3 separate regions of the Homo sapiens genome follow, and regions 1 and 3 are each linked to region 2. A link is a loop called in an ENCODE intact Hi-C map of the cell type or tissue named here. Cell type or tissue: mammary epithelial cell. All regions are shown on one strand. Region 1 overlaps HTRA1 (HtrA serine peptidase 1). Region 2 overlaps DMBT1 (deleted in malignant brain tumors 1). Region 3 overlaps HTRA1 (HtrA serine peptidase 1).

What was found. Hi-C counts contacts between places; a loop is a spot of excess contacts. Peaks named below come from ENCODE experiments on the same cell type or tissue, not always from the same donor. Only the 100,000 strongest peaks of a DNase experiment are listed, where the experiment ranks them.
Region 1: a loop joins it to region 2, with 2.4 times the contacts of the local background. A loop is called at or near these places in 7 of 110 quality-filtered maps.
Region 3: it touches region 2 in a loop (6-fold over the local background); 39 of 110 quality-filtered maps call a loop at or near these places.

What each region holds. Positions count from the first base shown.
Region 1 is chr10:122,488,519-122,496,518 of GRCh38, reverse strand. HTRA1 (HtrA serine peptidase 1) reads right to left here. Exons shown (of 9, transcript NM_002775.5): 2 at 7,518-7,617; 3 at 6,893-7,097. Among named protein-coding and RNA genes, the nearest start is that of HTRA1, 31 kb to the right of the region's middle. RefSeq lists an enhancer at 863-2,062. In mammary epithelial cell, no CTCF peak of the experiment used is centred here; DNase peaks (open chromatin) are centred at 1,468, 1,878 and 4,978; H3K4me3 peaks cover 410 bases; H3K27ac peaks cover 5,346 bases.
Region 2 is chr10:122,561,895-122,569,894 of GRCh38, reverse strand. It overlaps DMBT1 (deleted in malignant brain tumors 1), which reads right to left. Exons shown (of 56, transcript NM_001377530.1): 2 at 3,899-3,928. Among named protein-coding and RNA genes, the nearest start is that of DMBT1, 5.1 kb to the right of the region's middle. In mammary epithelial cell, CTCF peaks have their summits at 2,643 (motif pointing left) and 4,018 (motif pointing right); a DNase peak (open chromatin) is centred at 4,024; H3K4me3 peaks cover 295 bases.
Region 3 is chr10:122,507,864-122,515,863 of GRCh38, reverse strand. HTRA1 (HtrA serine peptidase 1) reads right to left here. Exons shown (of 9, transcript NM_002775.5): 6 at 7,094-7,208; 7 at 5,711-5,768; 8 at 3,799-3,894; 9 at 957-1,673. The coding sequence ends at 1,505. Among named protein-coding and RNA genes, the nearest start is that of DMBT1, 49 kb to the left of the region's middle. In mammary epithelial cell, a CTCF peak has its summit at 4,945 (motif pointing left); a DNase peak (open chromatin) is centred at 5,323; H3K27ac peaks cover 2,666 bases.

The DNA of each region.
Region 1 (8,000 bases), 73 kb after region 2:
TATTGCTGCATCCTCAGCACCTAAGAAGTATTTGGCCAAGACAGATGTTCAACACACATTTATAAAATCAGGGAATTAACAAGGAATCACTAAAAGAATGAACAAACTAGACCTCGAAAGATCCATTAGGATCTCAAAATTGGATAATTGCCAAATAGCTTGGAATTCTGACAAAGTCCTTTCTACCAATGTCACAGAGAAATAGACAAAAATAAGGCCTCCCTCTGCTATTGTGACAAGATCAAAGCTTCATCTCTGCAAAAAAAAAAAAAAAAAAAAAAAAAAAAAAAGAACCCACAATCTCTGGCAAACGAAAGGGCAAACAAAATCAGCTTCTCTTCCTGCTCGCCGCGGCCACCTAGTGCTTCACCTCGCTTGGTTCTTATAAGCATTCCTGCCTCCAGCCACTTTCAGCTCCTCGAGGACAAGGTGTTAATTGCCTGCCACTGGGGCTGGGAATTTTTTTCCTGTAAAGGGCCAGGAAGCAAATATTTTTGGCTTCACGGGCCACGTGGTCTTCATCACAACTATTTAACTCTGCTGGTGTAGACTGAATGCAGCCATACACTCTACCTAAATAAGTGAGCATGACCATGTCCCAATAAAACTTTATTTACAACAACAGAGGGCCAGCTTTGGACTACTGGCTGTAGTTGGCCAACCCTGGACTCTGATACTCTGTCACACACTTGATAAACTGTCAAATGGAAGCAATTTGTATTCCCCCCTCAATGAAGAGGACAGGAGACATTCCTAAACAAATCCAGTCCCAACAACTTGGGAACTGCTTTGTCAGACCCATAAATAATAGTCTTAATCCAATTCCCTGAAAAGAGAGTGCCAGAGTGAAAAAAGGCATTACCATATTAAGAGAAAAATATAGCCAAAGAATTTCCTTGACAATCAACTAAGTTCTTGAATCCGGGCCAGAGAACACACAGGGGATCCAGTTCTGAGAGTTTGGGGAACTGAAACGTTTCCCAAGCCAGAAGGAGCTGCAATCAAGAGCTTAGGAGCCACGTCCCCACCCGCCTCTGGACAAAGCCTGGCACAAAATAAAAGCCAGCTTCTACTTCACTGTCTGGCTTCACATTCCCTCATGAAATATTGATTCCCGTCCCCCTAAAAATGGTAAAAATCAATACAGTAATAGAAGCCTCATAACGTCAACACCGTCTGTGGCATCATTAGCAAATGCAATGGTAGCCCTCAGAGTTCTCGGAGAAAAAGAAGAGACCACAAAATGCCCAGTACAGAAGGCGTTGGGGGAAAGAATCCAAAATGGAAAAACACAGAAACAAGAGGGGAGCTGGGGCAGTGCGATGTGCATTCCAGGCTCCCAGGCGCTTCCTTCATGAGGATGAGTGACAGATGACTCCAGAAGAGGGCAGCGGGTGAGCCCAGGCCCTGTGTTCTCTGATTCGCTTTTGGACGAGCTCAGGCCACTGAGTCAGCGCATCTGACCATCCGGTTGCCTGAGGAGAACCGGCGTGAGTCATGGCAAGCACCACCCCAGTCCACTCCCCGCCACTGCCATGTCCCGGGGGGCTGCCTGAACCCCCTCACTCAGCTGACTCAGGGAAGATTCACCATGCGCAGGGCCAAGTTCTGGTGGCCTGGAGAAGAGTGGCCTGCTCAGCAGCTCCCGGGACATGTAAAAGGCCCCAGGCCCCTCACCCGCAGTGACCCCCGTCTGAACTTGATGAGGATCAGGGGTGTCGGCCTTCCTTCTCACTGCACCAGCCAGCTCAGCAGTAAGAGGACCCTCTGCAAACACAGCGGCCCCAGCGCCCAGAGGGCTCCCTCTGTGGCCACTTCAAACAGGTCTGTGGGTGCCATCTGGCCCAAAGGTGGCCGTGGGGTTGGGGGGGTGGCGCAGGCCTACAGGGGAGGGAGGAAAACCACCTCACAAGCCTCAACAAGGCCGTTTCCAAATATTTACCTGGTTGTTGGCGTCAGGGAAAAGCACCCACGGGAAAGCTCACTGTTTCACCAGCGCTTTCCGTTACCAAAGACCATAGACCTGCTGTAGCCCTGACAGGACCACGTGTCCATCAAACTCCAAGCAGGCAAAGCCGGGAGGCAGGGGCATCTGCAGCCAGCCTTCTGCAGGGTCATTTCCTCATTGAATATAGGAGGGAAGCTCGATGCAGGAGCCCCGGGTGCCTTCCCCTCAATTCCATCCATGTGGCGGGTGCCCTTGCTTCCTCCGGGGCAGACAGCTGTGAACGTCCTACTCTGAACAAGGTTGCCAAGCACCTCCTACCTGAGGACCGACAGCCGGATGTGCCCCCAACCCCGCAGTCCAGCTGCAGAGATGAACTTCATTTGACAAATGAGTGAGGCGACTCTAAATTGTGATAAATAGACGAGGAGGGAAAAACCAAGAGTGGAATGCAGTTGTCCCTGGGGTGATGTGTCCCCAAAGTGAGGCAGTGGAGTTGAGGGGACTGGGGCATGGGGCGCTACCTCACACAGCGGGGTGGGGAGAGATGTCTAAGGCAGAATTTAATCAGAGGCCTGAAGGACAGGAAGGTTGGCTGCATGAGGAGCTGGAGAGGGGCGCTCCTGGGAGGGGAACAGCCAAGGCCCCAGGGGACAGCCCTGGCCTGTGGGAAGCAACCAAGGAAGGGGTGTCTGAGCAGAGCAGGTGGGGGTGGAGAAAGGAGGGGAGGAGGGGAAGGGGAGGAGGGGCAGAGAGAGTGAGGGGTGCCCAATCAGGTGGGGCCCTCAAGGTCCTGGTAAGGAGTTCAGATCTCTCTCAGAACAGCAGGAAATCTGCAAAGGCTGTATATAAGATGGGAAGGACATGATTCCAAAGATGCTTTTCTCCAAGTTTCTTAATCAGCACAGCTGGACAAATAGCTGTAGCTAAAGTAACTTTCCCTCCTACCTTCTTCAATACATCCCATTACCTCTGCCTTGTACTCCAGCCTGAAGAAACCAAACTGCTCTCTTTTTACTTTTCTCTCTCCCTGTCCCCACCCCTGCCCCAAACTGCTCAGGAAAAAAAAACCCCGCAGGGACAAAATGCCACCATTGGATGAAAGCTTGACATATGCTGCGCACAGCCAGTGGCTCATGTTAAACGCATTTGGAAAGAGTTTGTAACTGAAGCTGAACTAGTCTGCCCTCAAAGCTGCTTTCTATTAACATGTTTACACGCACACTGTCCCGACTTTCTGCAGCTGGGATTCCCTCCCCAGGCAGGCTGGCCCCAGTCGTGGGTCCCAAGGAGAGGGGAATTTCAGATTTGGGCAGAAGCACAGAAAGGGATGCCTGGCCGGGGCTGCAGGTGGACACCTTCTCACCTCCTGCTTGGAGGGAGACAGCAGGGCAGGCAAGAGGGGGCTGGTCCGTGATTGTCTCCCAAAAGCTCTTCCGGGTCCCAAGACTCAGCAGGCAAAGTGAGCGCACATGTGTCTGCTCAGCAGTGAGAAGCAGAAAAGGAGTCATTTGGTCACAAGCCCAGAAACATCTCTGGCAACTTCAAGCCACTGGAGATGTGAGGGGAGCTCCAAGAATGGGAGGAAAAGCAGATATTAAACTGGACTCACAAAGTGCAAGAACTCAGGCAGTGCTGGGGGCTCAACAGCAGGGGCTACAGCAGCTTCACCATGTTAGTCTCTGTGGGTGGCATCCAGCTTCACTTTGCGATTCCAAGGGGAGCCTCTGCTTGCCCTAACTGGGTCCTGTGTCCACTCCTTGGCCACAGAGGGTAGGACACCATGACTGATGGTCCCACCTACGCTGTCCGATGATGGACATGTGAAATGCCGGCTGTTGCTGCCAGAAAAGGGGGTAGGTGAGTGGCAAGTGGACAATGACCACAGATGTCCGTGGCAATTCTTATTTCACTGAAAGTCTCAAGAATATCACGTTTACAGCCACGCGCAATGGCTCACACCTGTAATCCCAGCACTTTGGGAGGCTGAGGCAGGTGGATCACCTGAGGTCAGGAGTTTGAGACCAGCCTGGCCAACATGGCAAAACCCGGTCTCTACTAAAAATACAAAAAGTAGCCAGGCATGGTGGTGCACGCCTGTAGTCCCAGCCACTCAGGAGGCTGAGGCAGGAGAATCACTTGAGTCCTGGAGGTGGAGGTTGCAGTGAGCGGAGATGGCGCCACTGCACTCCAGCCTGGGCAACAGTAAAACTCTGTCTCAAAACATAAAAATAAAATGAAATAAACATGTTTATGAAGGACAACGGGGGCCCCTCCAAGTGAAATCAGGATGCCAGGGGAGGAGCTGGGCCCAGATGATAAGCCACCGAGTTAGTCACTGGGCCCACGGACGCGGCAGGCAGTCTCACCAGCTTCACTGGGTTACTCTTAAATGGCTTTGCAGGAGGCTGGGCCACAGTCTCATATGACAAGGAGCCGTGTAGGTGATTTTCATTCCTCAAGCACAGTTTCTGCTGGTTCTGTTCTGCCTTCTCGGTTTTCCTGATCTCTTTCATCCTCTTTGTTATCCCTAAGATGACACAAAGCAAGGCCAGCCAGAGCTTCCCCCGAAATAACCCATCATCAAAACAAGGGAACAAAAGAGAAAAAGCTGGAAGAGATGCTGTTACTCTCCCTACTTTCAACTACTATCAGCAAAAAAAAGCAGTTTAGTCAGTGGAAACCAGTCTTTTGTGTGGGTGTCTGCAATTTAATATCCTTTCATTTCCAATTCCATTTTGAAAAGCCACATCAGTTCAATTTTAAATTTCAAGCACCCTTTCTTGGGGGGCTTGAAACACATGTCAAACAGCATGCTGCTGGCTGAAGAGCTAAACTCCCAAGACAGCAGGAGTCAGGTCAGACACACTCTGCAAAGCTCGTCTATTGAGATCGTTCACGTCTTGCCAGGACATGCCAGGGATGGCACGAGGAGACAGTCTCCACCTTGGCTCAAAATTGGAAAAGAATATCCCCCGGCCAGAAGCAGCCGCACGGTATGTGCCCACGCATTCCAAACACGAAGTTACGCAGTGGGGGCGGCGTCCAGGCCAGCGCCTCGCCTGCACACAGCCCATGCCCTGCTGCTGGCTGCCTCCCAAAGCTCCATGAGGCTGAACAGGTCCCACGCGTGGCCACAGGCTGTGCTATTCTGACTGGCTCCTTCCGGTGAGACTACCACATCCTGGATACCTTTCTAGCAGCCTGTTCCTAAACCAGATGCACCCGCCTTCCCATGGGCTGTTTAAGGTCAAGCTGTCCCATCAAACCACGGGGCCGGCCTCTATCCCTCCAGCAGTAGCCATGGGCTGCCTTAGGAGGGCAGGGTCATGAGGTGTTTGCTGTGTGGCCTCACACAGGTTACTAGACTTCTCTGAGCCCCTGTTTCTTCTTCTCTAAAATGGGGATAACACAGCTATTATGCAGATTAGGTGAAAAAGAATGAAGGCAGAGGCTGGCCCAATAATCCTGTGACCAATAAACACACTTTGAAAGATTAGTTGTCGCTAGAAATTCCACAGTGACCTAATAGAAATAACACACAACTGCAGCCTCACTCAAGGCCAGTTACACACACCGGGCACAGAGCCTATATCTACCCAGAGCCTCTTCGGCCATGCCTGGCCACCCAGCCATAGAGAAGCTACAGGAACATCGGGGAAGGAGGGTAGTAAATGTGTTAGCTGGTGGTTTTCTGAAGACTGGCCGTAAAGGAGCCTGAGCTGGGCAGCAACTTGATGTTATAAAAAGACGGAGAAGGAGACCCGGAATCCTACCACCCAAACAGCACACGCAGAGTTGTTTCCAGAAGGAGGTGTAACCAGCGTGCCACTGAACAGCACAAACAGCCAGATTAATTCCACGCTTGTCTGGAATTACTCAGCCCACACCCAGGTAAAGCGAGGCAAGCAGAGGGCTGGACAAGAGACCCCACCTGGCTCAGCCTCTGGTCTTTTCCTTGGTCAGAGGCAGGATTCCAGCCTCCTCTGATTGTTCCCTCCATCTGAAGTCTAGAAAATTATAAGGATGTGAAGAAACTGGAAACCACGCTTTCACTGAACATGCCACACAGCAAACAAAACCTCTCTCATCGACGTGTCGAGTGGGGGTTTTTGATGAGTCAGTAAGAAATGGATATTGTCCCAGACATGAAGACTTTGCTAAGCAAATCAACAGAGCAAAAATGATTGCAAAGAGAATATTTAAATAGAAAGCATTTTCAAATACAGCATTTCCCAAACTGATTTTGGTATGTCTCAGTTCTGCCTGCCCCCACAAAAAGCTGTATACTCAAATGATTATAATTTGGGCAAATAGTTCAGTCAACACCCTTTTGTAGGCAAGCCACGTGCACACTAGCATACTAAAAGCTCTGAGAAGGTCTGGAAAGAAGAAATCCATTAGCTCTGTTTTAATTCAAGTTTTCCAAGATGTTTAAAGTACGAAACATTCTTTTGAAACACATCTCATAACCCCGCAAAACCCCAATTTGGGAGAGCTGGTTTGTTTTCAAAGTAACTGTTGACAAGTTAAGGATGGCTCAGTCTAAAACCCAGTAAATTCTATGTTCATTGTGAACGCATGATGTATCTGTGGAGGATAAATAAAATCTGTAACAAGAGTTGCCACAGGATTGGGAATGGGAAGGAGAATCAATTTTCACTACTTACCTACTAATTTCTTTACAAATCTATTGCTTTCTTTGACAAACATTTAAAACATTATTTTAAAAACTTTTATCTGGCTCCTTACAGAAGTTTTCCTGAGCCCCTTCCTCTCCCACACCCCCAGGCCATACTCAGCATCTCCTCAAGGCCCTCCTGTGACTGGCTCAGACTGGCTTCAGTGCCCCCCGAGAATCAGCTGCAATCAGAGAGCTCTGGTGCCTTTGCCAAGGGTGTTCCGGGGCATCTGAGAACTCACCTCTGCAGGCGAGAACACCCTTACCTGGTGGTCAATTTTGATGAGTGCGATGTCTGCTTTCTCATCCACATCCTTGATTTTGGCTTCGTAAGTGGCACCGTTCTTCAGCTCAACTTTGACCCGGTGCTTGTTGGTCACCACGTGGGCATTTGTCACGATCAGTCCATCTTCCGACACAATAAACCCAGACCCACTAGCCACCGGCACCTCTCGTTTAGAAAACGGAAGCCTAAAATCCAAAGGAGTACACACTTAAGCCTGTAGCACCTTAAAATGAACGCTTCAACGCATTGATTAATGGGTTGTGCAACAGCCACACACACCTAGCCATCGCTCCTTTATATATCGGGCTTAGCATTTAAACACTAAACATCCTGCCAATTTTTTGCATGCATCAAAAACTTCCACTTACAAAATATTCTTAGAGAATCTCTTCAGAGCCCGAGGTTCTTTAAACATTCAGAAGGGTCAAGAATGTAGATTTATATAGTCGAATAGGGAAAATGTTCTAAGGGAGACACACTTATCTTAAGTAGGAAGATATTCAGTGACACTTTGACACTTTAATGTATCTCAAAAATAGCTCTCATGTTTTGCTAGTGGCGGTGAAAGCTTCGGAGGTTATAGGAAAAAGGAAGGCTCTCTTTACTTGCGAAACAATTCGATATGAACCACGGCAGGGGCGATCTTCTCCACCACGTCCGCGATAAAGTTATATTTATGGCGCAAACTGTTGGGATCTTCCTGCCCTGAGAACAAAAGCAAAGAATAGATACTTAATGACACTCTGCTGTGGCCACCTAGAGAAAGACATGGGTTAGAGGAAGCCAAGATGCATGCCCAGCCTTTGGAATTCTGAAGGCGGAGTGAGCGCAATTCCCCCACCTGGGCTCAGCTGCAAATGTCCATCCACCTCCCAAGGGAGTGCCCACCCAGGTAAGGCAGTAAAATCCACTAATGATAACCTCTTTGCTCAGGTTCACCACAAAAACGTTGAGCAGAGGCACCAGCAAATGCTTCAACCTCACACCAGCCTTTCCAAGAAGCTGATGGCCCAAGTTTGTTTTTTGTTTTTTTTCAGTTTATTTTTAGATGGAGTCGCACTCTGTCACCCAGGCTGGAGTGCAATGGC
Region 2 (8,000 bases):
CATAGCCCCATCCTAGTCACAAGATCCAATGTCAATGACAACTGGCTGTATCTATAGCTAAAACACACCCTCAAATGACAAACATTCACCATCACTGATATACTCCTGATAAGATGGTTCAACTAGAAAGAAAGGTGGTTTCGAAAGAATACCAACCTTTTCAGAATGCCGAAATAAATCACTCACAAAGTGGCTGCATGGAGGACCATGTCCCCTTGGGGAGTCCAGTCCCACTTGCTGGTTGGATTATCAAGGGTACATCCCATGCATGGTGGCATGGGCTCAGTCCAGTCCATACGGCAAATGCCAGAGTTGCTCTAGAAGTGAACATTCTAACCACAAACTCCTCTTTGGGGAACACGCCATGGGACAGTGTCCTTGAAGGTTTCTTTGGGAACTAAAGGACCCCTTGGTGTCCACACACTTCCTGGCACTACGCAAACAAAGGAAATCAACACTGGGATTTGCTGGGTTGGGTCCAGGAGAAGTTCTCTTTTCCATTGAGGATATTAAGTAGCTTTTATTTGTCATTTAATTCCAAATAAAGAGAATGCTTTGGTTCACTCCTCAATTTGATGTTGGTATACATTTATGTTTTAAGGACCAGCAGTTCCTCCATCCTCGTCAGCTTTTAAAGGAGGAGAAACTGCCACTTAGGAAGATATATATTTGGTATCCCAGGCCGGGGGTGGTCGTGATGCTGCTCATCAAAACCACTCCATGAGGTGATTGCATCAGCAGGCTCTGGGGGGTGAGACTGAAGCCTGCCTCCACTATATCCAGCTTTAGAAGGACTGGCCGATGATCCCTTGACCTTCATTGTCTATGAAAAGGGCCAGTACCACCTGCCCTCCAATATCAATTAAGACATGACTTACTGCAAAGCAGGTAAGCTGTAGAGCACACACATATGTACGCACACATACTTATGTGTGGTAATATTGACTCAGAGTTGCAGATACACAGAGCAAGGTGATATCCACACTACCTGAGCACATGACACCAGCATCTTCCCTGTGGCCACATTCGTGGTTGTACCATCCGCTGTGGGGACAGCTTGACAGGTAGGACTCCCTTCCCAAGCAATGCAAGTCACCCAAGGGAATGTTACCCAAGCCCTGACCAAAGTGGGCCCCGCCCAGGGCTGACATGGAATAGCCACAGCCGAGCTGCCTGCAGACAACATCTGCATCCTGGGCGTCCCAGCTGTCATCACACATAGTGCCCCATTAGCCTTGGTACAGGACCTCCACCCGGCCCTGACACCGGTCACCTCCATTCACCAGCCTCAGAGGCAGACCTGCAGTGACACAGCCAGAAGCTTTTATCTTGGTGCTCTCGGCCCCCTTGACTTGCATCCCTACCCTCCTCACTCCTCCTTCTTCCTCTCACCACCCTGCTTATTTACAATCTTTCTCCCAGCAGGATCTTAAGTATCCTTGTTCTTCCATGTTCTCTCTTTGCCCTCTTCTCATTCTGTATTTTCCCCCTGGAGAACCTCATGTACTCTGAGAACTTTCCAGAAGACCCCCAAATCCACCTCTCTGGTTCTGACTCAGCCCTGACAGCCCAGCCCTGAGCTCTAGACCAGCATTTTCAGTGGCCTCCTGGCCATCCTACCCCCCACATCATCCCAAACTCAACACAGCCTCTTCCCTCCGTTTGAATTAAGGATGTCATCATGCTCCATATTAACCATGCTGGGAATAAGGGCATCATATTCGACTCCTCCTTCTCCTCACATCCTACATCTAACATCACCAAGGTCATTCCTTCCGTGTCGTTCCCACTGCCATTTCACTGGGATAAGCCTTCATCCCCTTGAACCTGGCCTCCTCCCAGCTGAATCCTCAGTGTCTGCTCTTCCTTTCTCTAGTCCATCCACATTCATTGATTCAATCAGCATCGATGGAGTGCTTACTCTGCACCCATTTCTATACTAAGAGGATTCACTGGTCTCCAGGTGGTTTTCAAGTTTTATCTTTAGAAAGTACAAATATATTCAATTCAATTCCTTGCTCAAAATGCTTCAGTACACTCTCCAGTCCCATCAGGATCAAGTCCAAGAGCAAGCCTCGACCTACTTTTCCAGCCTCCTCTCCTGGGAGGGGCTAATTGAGCCTGCTTCCCACCATGGAGCTGGCCATGCTGGGAAGTCAATAAGCACCATGTTCCTGCCCGACGTGATGCCACTAGACCACCCACTGGGGTAAGCTGTATTGATGGTGTGAGGAAAATAGGTACAGGTCCTGAGGGGTGCAGCCCACCGTCCTGACAGTAGGAGCCAGATCCTGGGTGTGGCTTTTCAATGGTGAGTTTGAGATTATGAGAAACTTGTGGTCACAGAGTGAGAGGCTGGAATGGGATGCAAAGGGAGGGGGCAGGTTGCTTTTCCTCCCAGAGGGAGGAAAGGCCAGCTGGACCATCTTCAGGGTATCCCCAAAGTACATTCTGGACTTCCCATGCTCTGTCCTTCCCCAGTCTCAGGGACATAATCCATGGAGATGCCTGTTCAGACCTGAGGCCTTATTCGGAAGGGCCCCTCTTACGAGCAAAACACCCTACCTTCTATGCCATCTGCAACTCTTCTGGATCAGAGATGAACCTAGAGGTGCAGCAGGGCAATGCGCCCCCTCCTGGTCACCCTGTGAATGGTCCCTCCAGGAGAGTGCTCGGTCTCCCTGCCTCAGCCTCTCCCTTGCTCTGTGTTGGTCAGAAATCTGCCTTTCCCAGGCCATTTCTGGATCTCTCAAGTCATGTCCTGGAAGGGGAGGGACTGACCTCAACAAGGCCAAGGGCCCAGGAGCAGAGTCATCCTAAGTGAACACATGGAAGGCCCTGAAAAATTAAACTTGGGCACAAAGTTCTCTGCACATTCTCACTGGAGAGGCAGGGACATTTAGCCAAAGTCAAAGACCAGGGCAGGGGTAAGAGGAGGCACCCATCCTAGCCTCAAATCTCTGCCCTGCTACTCACCAGACACATGATCTTAGACATAGAAATATTGACAAATTAGCTAACTGTGCCCTGGTTTTCCCATCTGCAAAATGGGTATAATCGTATTACTTACCTCAAAGTGTTCTTGGAAAGATTTCATGATAATAGCACTCACTATGTGCATTAGTTGAGCACTTATTAGGTGCCAGGTGGTATTTTAAGTATTTTTTAAAAATATATCAATTCATTTCATACATGAAAATCATTTTATGCAGGGTATATAACAAGTGCTTGGTAGATGTTAGTTATCTTCAAGATACCTGTCATTATTAGTGAAAAGAAAAGGTAGGCCGGGCGCAGTGGCTCATGCCTGTAACCCCAGCACTTTGGGAGGCCGAGGTGGGTGGATCACGAGGTCAAGAGATCAAGACCATCCTGGCCAACATGGTGAAACCCCATCTCTACTAAAAATACAAAAATTAGCTGGGCGTGGTGGTGCGCACCTGTAGTCCCAGCTACTCTGGAGGCTGAGACAGGAGAATTGCTTGAACCCAGGAGGCGGAGGTTGCAGTGAGCTGAGATTGCACCACTGCACTCCAGTCTGGTGACAGAGCAAGACTCCATCTCAAAAAGAAAAAAGAAAAAGAAAAAAAAAGAAAAGGTACTGACCTTTATTTTCAACTATCTCTCCTCACACCAAACTGAAACTAACCTCATCTGATAAATGACTGAGAGTCAGAGAGCAAGAGGAAGGAGAATGACAGCTGGGATTGGCCGAGTGTGCACTTGAGACATGCCCCAGGTCTTGGCACGCACGTCTCCTGTCCCCCCGGCATTCCTGCATTCGACAAGGCAGGCGTTTGCTCTGTGACCTCAGCTGTGCTCAGCCTCAACTAGCCAACAGTAGCAGAGGAGAACTGGCCAACCCCACCAGGGAAGAGGAGTGAAGAAAAGGTCTTACCGTAGTCTGTAGTCCTTGGGATCCACCCACCTGGAAAGAACACAAATTCGTCTTAGAAACACTGTTTAGAAATGATTTCCTACAAGTCACAGAAATTGGCTTTAGCTTCACCGTACAATCACACCAGAGGGCGCTGTGGCTCAATCTTGGGTTTGTGTGTCCCCGACGTTCTTGCTAAATGAATTCTGCAATAGCGGATTAAAGCAAGTGGATTGGATATGAGGAGCTCAATCATTTTAGATGTAATGAAGCATATGTCTCTTTACTAGGCCCCTAACACTACAGCTTATGGTGACAGGATGTAATCTATGCTTGGAAAGAAGGGCTGGACAAGAGAAGACAGCTTAAGCTCGTTGTCCAGTCTGAAATTTGAGTATAGCTGGCATTGACAACAGCCACTCAGATGACCCCTAAAGAAGAAAATATGTTAATGTCAGATATTCTGTTCCTTCTGACTCATAACCTGAAAACATTTTATTCCATCTTGAAGCAAATGGAAATCTAGAGATCCCTGGATCTTTATATTCAGTGAGGCCAGACAAGGTCCATCGGACTCAACTGTAGCTTTTGAGTTTCTTTTTGAGCAGTTCTAACTATACTCGTGAGTGTTGATATTTAACAACTTTTATATATTTTAGAGGTCTTTCAAAGATCAGAGAGAGTATTTATTCATTTAAAAAAAAGGATAAAACTCATCCTATCTTGTAATCACCATATGGATCCATTAGATCCTTTTATAAATCCAAGATTCATTATTGGCTTCTGATTTTATTTTTCCTATGTCTTGAAGCATTTCACTATTTCATCATCCAAGAAAGTATTGCATCATTATTCATCAATTATTAAATAGTAAGAAAATGATAGAATGGTGAAGTTGCCTAGAAGGAAGATGAACTAGTGAAATAAGTCATAATTCTTCCATGCCCAAAGTATTGTATTATCTTTCAAGAAGATTTTTTTTAAGATTGGAGACACTTTCTTCATAGTCTGTTTTTAGCTTTCATTGAATGCAGTTAAAAATTCAAATTTTTTCATTTTCTACTTGTGATGGCAAAGAGAAGAAAACTGACAAGGGAAGATGTTTCTGCAATAATTAGATGAACCAGAAGAGGAATATAGAGACAAGATATAGCACTCCAGATACTAATAATGGTAGAATTGATTGTACAACAGAAATCTCAGACTATGAGTCTTCAGATGATGATATCCTAGATGAATTTCTCAAATTCAAGAATCCAGGGTCAATGATACAATTCTAAGGACAAAAATAAAATACAGTACTCTTACACACTTCGATAGGGATTTCATCACATGATATTTTGCAACAAGAACTTCAACCATCTTATTTTGCTAAAAAAAAAAAATACATGTGATGGTATTCTTTTGTCTTTTATGATGTTTATATACCAAAATGTATGTGATACAAAAAGGTCTGCTATGTTTAAATTCTTATTAACAATTCCAGCATACTTTCTTTCATTATTCCTTTTCTTTTTACTTCCTGGTAAAAGGAGGATTAAGGCATTTGACAAAATTATCAGATTATTATTTTATTTTTAGAGATAGAGTCTTGCTCTATTGCCCAGGCTAGATTCAAATTCCTGGGTTCAAGCGAGCCTCCTGCCTCCAGCCCTAGAGTAGCTGGAACTACAGGCATGTGTCACCATGCCCGGCTCTTCAGATTCTTTGTAAATGTGGGTCCTGAGAGCAGTGACAGTCACAGTTCAGAGATTTGAATTTCTCTAATGGAACCAACAGGCCAGTGACAGGACTTGCCGTATGTCAGAGAACATCTTCACCTGCCTCAACAGCCTGAATATGAGCTCCATGATGGGCTCCCCCAGCTGCCCTGCTTCATATTGATGGCTTAGGAAGGGGGCCACTGAAACCATGTGGCTATGCATCCCTGAAAATGAAGAAGAAACTCGCAATAGAAACCACAACATTCTTTCAACAGAGATAGCAAACTAGGGAACTCTGTACCAGAACATCCCCACCTCTTTTCTGACATGCCATCCCTGCTCCCACACTCAAGAACGAGCTGATAGATGTGCCTAAGAGAGCCTTCCATTCAAAACTCGGCCATTTAAACACAGTCTACCTGACACCATGCAATTCCCACTGCCAGGTCCCAGGTATCCTGCCTAATCCCATGGCAGTCGAACTCATCCAGCCAGAGCCTTGACAAGGCTCATCCACAGCATGGAACACCACATTGAAGTTGTTCCTGGTTCTGCTGTGTCCACACATTTTGAATAGACCCTTCTGCACATACTGAGACCAATCTGTAGTCTTCCAAGAATCAACCACATAGCTGTAGGTTACTCCAGCTGCCATTGTGGGAATGGTGGTAAATTGCCTGAAGGGAGAAGAATCACTTCTGGAAAATGATTTATTAATTTTTTTTTTTGAGACAGAGTCTCACTCTGTCACCCAGGCTGGAGTGCAGTGGCACAATCTCGGCTCACGGCAACCTCTGCCTCCTGAGTTCAAGTGATTCTCATGCTAACAAACACTGGTACCTTCCTACTAAGTTTACTCCAGGCTTTATCTGGATTTCACCAGTTTTTCATTTTCTGTTGCAGGATCCAATCCAAGAGCTCACATTACTTTTAGGAAGCTGCTTTTGGATAAAACATGAGGAAAATGTCTAGAGTAGTAACACTAAATGGTTCTGAGGCTCTGTCTATGTGCCAGATACTGCATGGGTTGGAACATAACCTCCATTTATAAATGAGTAAACTGAGGGTCACAGAGGATCCACAGCAGGCAAGTGGCAGAGGAGGGGCATTGCTGGGGCTAGCAGTGGGTACCACAGCCTTTCCTGCCCAGCACAAACCTGGGCATACTGAGTTTTTCTCAAGAGTTTGCATGAAGACCAGAGCTGACAGGTGCCTGCCACCTCGGTACTTCCAGCGCAAAGCTCTGTGGTCAGGCTCCAAGCACTGAGTTAGATGCCACAGTTCAGTTCATCACCTCAGTTCCCTGCAAGGAGCAGCAAGGGCCAGTGGGCCAGAGCTGTCATCTGAATGCTAGTGAATTTGATCCAGATTCAAGCCCTAACCCAGCCACTCACCAGTGCTGTCTTTGGACAAGCCAATAACCTTTCTGAGCCTCAGTTTCCCCATCTGAAATGTGGAAATAATTGTTCCTAACTTCAGCAATGTTAGAAGATTTAAATAAGAGAATACAGGTCCACTTCAGAGAGCATGAATTCCCACCTCTGAATGGCAAACACAGGCATGCATGCACATGTGTGCATGTCTGTCCATATGCATGCACATAACATCATGGGCAAACTACAAATGTCCTCAATCCAAGAGCACTGCTGCCTGTTGTTTCTTTGTAGATAAAGACGAGGCAATTCACTCCCTGTCTACAGTGGCTGATGTGAATTCCATGTCATGGTTCAGAGACAATCTGGAGGGTGAACTCGGTACTGACAAGAGCTGGGGCTGAGGACGCAGCCTCCCAGTTTCAGATGCTTCTGATGGAGGCAGGATGAGGATGCCCAGTCTCCACTCCCCTGAGGTCCTGGGCCTGGTGGCCCCCAGTCCCTCCACACACTCATCACAGGGGGTGGGCCTGCTCCCTACCACCTGGGTGGGAGGGCTGGGTTTGGGGGTGCTGCTTTCATGAAAGCAACCAACCAGATGAACCTTAATCTTCAAAGCTTCCCCCACTGAGCCTAGGGGGAGAGTGACAGTTCCAGAAGTTACCTGAAAATTAGGTGATTTTTACCCTGTATCCTGAAATTCATAAATCTAGCAAAAGATGACATAAAAGAAAAAAAAGGCAGTAGGAAAGATAAAAGAGAAGAAGGAAGAAAGAAATGAATAAAGAGAGGGAGAGAAAGAAAAAGGGATGGAAGGAAGGTAGAAAGAAGATAGAAACAAAGGGAGAGAGAGAGAGAGAAATAGGGAGGAAAAGTGATAAGAGCTGCCCAATAGATGATGAGAAAGAGTGAGAGAGAAAAAGAGAGGGGGAGGGAAGGTGATAATAGCTGCCTGACAGATGAAGAGAAACAGATAGAGAGAGAGAGGAAAGGTGATAATAGTTGCCCAATAGTTGAAGAGAAAGAGAGACAGAGACAGAGAGAAAG
Region 3 (8,000 bases), 54 kb after region 2:
CAAGCTGCTCAGCCGCCGAGCACCAACACTGATGAGGGCTGTGCTCAACTGGACCGCCCCTGCATTTAAGTTGGCCCTTCGGCCTTCCGCAGCCTCCCCAGTTATGAGTTGGACCTTATGCCTCTGTGGATGGAGGAAGGATTCAGCTCTCAATTGGGAGAACAGAACCTCCATCCGGTCCAAGGCCCTCCTTTTAACTGCTGACAGTTGGAAAGCTTTGACCCGCTGCTCTTGGCATAAACAGCATACTCTCTGGTGTGTGCTCCCCACAGGGACATAGGTCTGTGCAAACTTCCAAGCTAAAGCTGTGCAAGTCCTCTTGGGTCAGCTTCCCAAACTTTCGGAAAGCTTTCATGGAGATAAAGGTGCCTACAGCTGCTTCTAGCTGTACCTGTTTGAGGGCACTTCAAGGGGAGTCCTCCTCTAAACTCACCAAGGCTTAAGGCCTAGTTCTTATTTCACAACCCAGGACAAATGAGGTCAGCTGCAGCCGTGTGCATTCTGGGCCCATTCTGGGGTTGCATCCTGGTCTCCTGAGCTGTCTCCCTTTCAGAAAGAGACTTGGCTTCTGAACTGAAGCTCTACAGAGGGAGAGCCTGCGTCTTTCCTGCTCTCACTGACCACGCACTTACAATGCCTGGCACAGAGCAGAGACCCAGAAAATCTTTGTTGACTAATTGCATGCTGTATGAGGTCAACAGACTCTCTTTCATTTGACAAGCTCCGGATGCGAGTGCAACTGTCCTCAAGTCCTGCTTCATAAAGCCAGGGTGTCCAAGCAGAGTTGTTCATAACCCTGGTAAATCCCATGGGATGATTTTGAAATAACTCATAAGACTAAGAGCTCAAACCTGCGTGGACAATGCAGTCTAATGAGGGGCCCACTGACATTAGAATCATTCCAAAAAGACTGCAACAAGCTGCTCTTGGGAAAGGAAAATAAGCACTACAGAAAGCAATGTGTAAGAAGTACTTTAATAGCTCAAACTCAGAGTCATCGTGCTCCCAATTCCAAAGAGATTCCTAAAAGAGGCAACTTCGGCCGTTTGAGAAGCCAGCGCTCACCCACCCGGGGTCTCTGTGCATTGACCTTTGGGTGCTGACTTGGAGAAAAGCACAAACACGACCAGTCCCATCCTGGCTCCCGTGGGGCTTCTTCTATCTACGCATTGTATCGACTGCATTAGTTGGACTAAGATGATGACTCAGTTAAAGGAGGAGACAAATGCTGACTGTCTAAGCAAGAATGGCCCAAGCTGGCAAGAAAAAGCACACTGCATACATAGGATACAGAAGGGCAGAGCTTCTGCCTGCGGATCTGCAACATTACATTTGTTTTGCCTGCAAACTATCAAGAAGGATTCTGTTGGCCAGGGAGTCTCCACTGAACAAACAAAATGGCAGTCAAAAGTCTTGAGTGTCCTATTCCAGCAGCCCAGAGTCCTCATCCGTCATCCACGGGAGAGTCTTTGAGGGAAACATGAAGTCCAGCTCATGCCTCTGCCTATGGGTCAATTTCTTCGGGAATCACTGTGATCATGATATCTTCATTACCCCTGCGGACCACCATGTTCAGGGTGCTTTCCCTTTTAATGACGTCGCTGACATCATTGGCGGAGACCACGGACTGTCCATTGATGCTGATTATGACGTCGTTTTCCTTGAGACCACCACTGCAACACAAAGGGAAACACAATGGCAATGTTTCGTGTTTCCATTCCTCCTGGTCTGACTTTACATGGACAGAGGCACAGCTTAGAACCTAAAAGCCCAGAGCAAACAGGATTGGACGGTGGCGAACTTAGAATAATTCAAACCATCAGTGGGTCAGGCACGGTGGCTCATGCCTGTAATCCCAGCACTTTGGGAGGCTGAGGCAGGTGGATCACCTGAGGTCAGGAGTTCAAGACCAGCCTGGCCAACATGGTGAAGCCCCGTCTCTACTAAAATTACAAAAAAAAAAAAAAAAAGAGCCAGGTTTGGTGGTGGGCACCTGTAATCCCAGCTACTCAGAGGCTGAGGCAAGAGATTCACTTGAACCCAGGAGGTGGAGGTTGCAGTGAGCCAAGATTGTGCCACTGCACTCCAGCCTGGGTGACAGAGTGGGATTCCATCTCAAAAAAAATAAAATAAAATAAAAAATAAACCATCGGTAGATTGGATTACTTTTTAAGGTTTTTTTTTTTAATAATGTTCTTTTTTCCCCACTCTTTTTTTTTTTTTTTTTTTTTTTTTGAGATGGGGTCTCAATTGTTGCCCAAGCTAGTCTCGAACTCCTGGGCTCAAGGGATCCTTCTGCTTCAGCCTCCTGAGTAGCTGGGATTACATGCATGTGCCAGGATGCTGGGCTCCTTTTGAGATTTTTAGGCTAAATCATCCATTGTGTCCACTGTAGAAATGCCTACTAACACTTGTGTGGCTTTATGACCCCAAGGAGATCAAAGGTCAAGATTGACCCCAAAGTGGGGAAGGATGTACCAGGTACTATCTGCCACGTAGTTGGCCAGATATCTGCCAGATAGTTGGCCACTATCTGGCCAACTTGCTTATAATGGGTATTGCAACTCAGAATGCAGTTCCTATAGGGGTGGGCGGAATGTTTCTGTTAAGAGGCACTTCCTTTGTGTGGTTGCCACTATAACTGTAGCTCTTATATAGCTCAGCGTCAAAACGCTGTCATGGTCCTTCATGGGCTAGCACAAGGGTCTGCAAACTTTTTCTGTAAAGGGCTCCATAGGAAATATTTTAGGCTTTGCAGTACATATGGTCTCTGTTGAAGCTACTCAACTCTGCTGTTCCAGCACAAAAGCCACCATAGATGTCATAAACCAAATTACAGTGGACACTGAAATTTGAATTTCATACAAATTTAACATGTCACAAAATACTATTCTTATTTCAGGATTTTTTCAACCATTTAAATGTTCTCATAAGTGGGAACTAAGCTACGAGGACACAAAGGCATAAGAATGATACAATGGACTCTGGGGACTCAAGGGGAAAGGCTGGGACAGGGATGAGGGATAAAAGACTACAAATTGGGTTCAGTGTACACTGCTTGGGTGATGGGTGCACCAAAACCTCACAAATCACCACCAAAGAACTTACTCATGTAACCAAATACCACCTGTTCCCCCAAAAACCTATGAAAATAAAAAATAAGTAAAAATAAAAATAAAATGCAAAAACTATTCTTAGCCCACAGCTCCATATAAAAGCAGGCAGTGGGCCAGATCCAGCCCCCAAGGCACATTTGCTGGTCCCTGGTCTCGCACTTTTCTCTGGATATTCCGCCAATACAGGTAACAAACCCTGATGGATGGTTGAGCTACTTCTTGTCATGTTACTTTGATATCACTTGGGTTATTTTTCTGGAGGTGTTGACAGGTATGGGCCTAATTGTCAGAGACATTCTGGAAGACTCCAGGAAGAGAAGGGTCCTGAAGCCTAGAAAAGGACCACCAAGTGAGGGCTTGGGGACACTGTTCCTGAAACCCTCTCTCTGGCCAGCCGGGCCATCTCAGAGACTCATTACGAGTCTGCTATTGCTCTGTCCATCTGGAGGGTCCTCGTGGAGCAAGGACTTTTGAAGACAGAAGGCACCCTCCTATGGATGAGTCCCGAGCCGAGCCAGGTCGGAAGGCCTGGCCAGCAGGAATGACAAGCAACGTCCGACCACGTCTGTCAAGGATCAACATAATCATCTGAGCCAGTAGAAAAGGAACAGCGCTCCCTCTTCCTGCTACCCCCACAGGAACAACAAGAATATTGGGAAAAGAGAAAACGACTCCAACTCACGCTTCTGCTGGGGTATCAGGAATTACTTCAATTATATACGCTCCTGAGATCACGTCTGGGAAGTCCCGGTGCCGGTCCTTCAGCTCTTTGGCTTTGCTGCTCCAGAGAAAAAGCACCCGTGTTAGTGTGAAGAAACACCAGGCCTTCCTCACGCAAAACTCAGCTCTCACCAGTTCCCGTCTTCTCCTTAGGTCTAAGGTAAAATTCCTCCAGGAATTCTGATCCTATTTTAAAATTAAAATTGCCTGTCTACCAGAGTCAAAGATTTACTTGGTAACAGCAAGGAAAGTGCTTTATTATTTATTTATTTTTTTTATTTATTTTTTTTTTTTTGAGACAGAGTCTTGCTCTGTCGCCCAGGCTGGAGTGCAGTGGTACGATCTCAGTTCACTGCAACCTACATATCCCGGGTTCAAGCAATTCTCCTGCCTCAGCCACCCGAGTAGCTGGGATTACAGGTGCCTGCCACCAAGCCCGGCTAATTTTTTATATTTTTAGTAGAAACAGGGTTTCACAAATTGGCCAGGCTGGTCTCGAACTCCTGGCCTCAAGTGATCTGCCCGCCTTGGCCTCCCAAAGTGCTGGGATTACAGATGTGAGCCACCGCACCCAGCCATCATCATTGTTATTATTTCTTAATTAATAGTAGCTATTACTAAGGAGTCAGTAAAGTACAGTGGTTGGCCTGGTTTGCAGCCCTAGCTCGGCCATTTGCTAGCTGTGTGACCTCGGACAGTTGCTTAACTTCTCTGTGCCTTCATTTCCTCACCTGCAAAATGGGGATAATAACAGTACCCTACAACATGAGTTGTGAGGATCAGATGAGATCATCCCAGTAAGGCACCTGGCCCAGTACGTGTGATACATAGTGGCTGGCATCACTGTGGCTGGTGACCCCTGCCACCACTCCCTGATCTGAGCCTGGCCACACATCAGAAGCACCTGCGCTGTCATCCCTATCCTGAAGAGGAGGAAACTGAGGCACTCAGGGGTCATATCGTTCCCAAGGTCACAAGGCAGGACATATCAGAGCAGGGACAGGAACCCAGGAAGCTGGGCACCAAGGGCTTACCATCTTTCCCTACACCTCGTAGTTCCAAAGGCAAACAACTGAGGGGACACTTTAACCTTGACAAATGGCTCCATCTTCTGGAGTGCTAAGAAAGGGACCACCATTCATAACATGTATCAAAATATATTAATACTTTCACAGTGAGTGAATCATTAATTCATCATAGTAATGAACACATTAATCTATCTGTTACTATATTCTAGTCTTTACCTACTTTACCTCTGACAGTTTTAGCCATGCCAGGTGAGTCTACTACCAGGACTCATGAGATTACACCAGAATTTTTCATCCAGTTTAGAACACCAGGATGCCATGAGCCTGCCAACCACAGGCCGCAATTCCACCAGCTCGGGGAAAACAAGCACATCAGTCATTCACTTCCCTGCGCTGGACCTGCCCTGGCATTCCTGGAGCCGCGGCCCACGAGCTGCAGAGCAACGAAAGCAGAGTGCCTAGAGCTGCGGGAGGGGCTTGGGGCCCTCCTGGAATGTGGGTTTCAACAGAATGTGGGGTAAGGAAGACGTGAGCCAGAGTGAATCAACAGCCCCACCACGCACACACTGTTCAGGCCTGCCTTCAAAGAGGAGGGCAGAACCTTCTACACCGGAGGGCCTGCTGCCAGTGAAGAAAACCAGCTCAGAATGCAAAAACACAGGTTAAAACCAAACAAAGGGGCCAAGGCTAATGACCTGTCCTCTTTCCCGATGCTACTTCATTATAAGCAGAAACTGAGACGTCTTAAGGCAGCATAAGGTTTCTCTTTCAGGGGTGCCCGTGAGCACCTTCTGAAGTTCAGGTTTATTAAAATTTAAGACACAGACACGCATCCTGTTTACCCACCTGGACGTGAGTGACATCATTCGGATACCAATATACTTCTTCTTGGTGATGGCTTTTCCTGGTGAGACAACAAAGGGACAGCAGAAGGTCAGCCCAGTTGGTGGGGGTGCTGGGGACACCAGGGGCCGGGGGCCCAATCCCCCAGGTTGCAGGAAGGGCCACAGAAGGGTACACTGAGGTTGCGGCTCAAATCCTGGTCTGGACCCCTCCCCTCTGGGGGACCTTGGGAAAGTCCCATTGTTTCAATTAATGGTCAGGTACCTGGGCATGACCCTTAATTCCTCATGGCCTCATCCTGACAGCTGGCCCTTCCCCAAGCTTGCTCTACCCCCCATATATATCTGGAATGTGACCCCTCTGTCCCACCTCCACTGCCACCACCCTTGTCTGAGACCCCAGCATGTCTCATCCAGATGGCTGGGAGAGCCCCTTAACCGGTCCCCAACTTCCAGCAACCCCTCCAGCAGACTCCCCGCAGCCATCAGAGTGTCCTTTCAGTGACATCAATCAGATCATAAACTTCCCTGTTCTTAAATGTCGTTAGGATGCAACCCAGGTCCCTCACCACGGCCTGCTGTGAGCCTGCTCGCCCGGCCTTGGCCTCTTTCCACCCCGGGGAACTCCATGCTGTCACTGTGCTCCGGCCCTCAGGCCACTTCAGGGGCCTTGTGCTCACTCAACTATGCTGAGTCCTCTGTCTTTCCTTCTGGAGTGTTCCCCCCACATCCCTGCCCGCTGGTTCCTCCTCACTCAGACCTCAGCTTGGAAGGCATTTCCTGGCCACACCATCTCCACCAGCTGCCCCTCCAGTCGCTCCCTTGACGGCCACCCTGATCCGTTTTCTTGGGAGCACTAATAGTATCTTATGTGTTTGATTATTTACTGTCAGCCTTCCCATCCCCCAACAGAACATAAAAGTCACACCGGCAAAGGCCCCTGTTGAGCCCCAGGCCCCAGTTGAGCTGTCCACTGCCAAGCTCCCTGCTTGACTTAGAGCAGATGGGGCAATAAACGTTTGCAGAATGATCTCCCTGAACCGTTTTCTCATCAGCAAAATGGGACTAGTAATTCCTAACTGATAGGGCAAAAGAATTAAGTGACATACATAAAGAAAGTGAAATAATGTACACAAGTCACCTAGGATCATGCCTGGTACATATTAGACTGACTCAAGTGACATTGCCATGATCAGAGGACAAAAATGGTGAAATGTCTGTGACCTTCTGCGAGGGATTTAGTAATGTGCATTCCCGTTCACTTCTGGATCAGAGACGGCTTGGCTAGTCCTAGGGGCTGCCGCTTTTCCCTTCCCCAAGTCCCAAAGGGCAGCTGAGCTTCAGGCCCCATCTCCGGAGTCCCCAGGGCTGTGTGGGCCTTGCCTACCTTTGGCCTGTCGGTCATGGGACTCCGTGAGGAACTTTTTAATCTTATCAGATGGGATTGCAAAGGAGATTCCAGCTGTCACTTTCAAAGTGTTAATTCCAATCACTTCACCGTCCTGAAAAGCAAGAAGGACACGGCTTACTGAATCGTGAAGCTTTACCGGCAGGTACACACCCAGAGAGAATATGCCTGAAAGAAGTCCCTGAGCTATTTCAGAGATCGAAGTGGGGAGATGCAAGGAGGGGATCCCCGTGGCAGCAGGGAGAGAGGCATCAGGACACCCAGGCAGCGCGAGCCACGCGCAGCTGTGGAAGAATCGCACATACTCCAGGTCGGCACTGGGTGCTCACCTCACGGTAAGCACAGATAGTTTCAAAATGCACGATATGATTTGCTCCTGTTTCACAAGGAATACGTTTCCAAAGGCTCAAACTCCTTTAGGTGGCTGCCCACACCTTCCTGCTTCTCCCATGTCTAATGATCTTAAGATGACTCTGCTGACTTCAGGGGGAAACAACCCTAGAGCTTAGGGCTGTCATGCTTCATTACCAGCAAAGCCATCTCCACTCCATCCCCAAGTGCTGCGCGGGGAGGCAGAGGACAGAGCTGGGAGCACAGCTGCCCCTCTGCTGGGAAGAGAAAGCTGCCAAGTGCACACTTCCCAGGAGTGCTGAGATGTCAGTACCTGATGCCAAGGCACCATCTAGGAGGTGCCATCACACTGGGCCTTGCTAAAGACAGCCCCTATAAATGGCCCCAGAGCTGCCCTCTATAAATGGCCCCAGAGCTGCCCTCTATAAATGGCCCCAGAGCTGCCCTCTAGCTCTGCTGGTCTGTGTTCTAAGGCTTCACTTTTTCTGCTCAAGTATTTAAGGGAAGACTTAAGTGATATCTTTGTGGGTGGGTA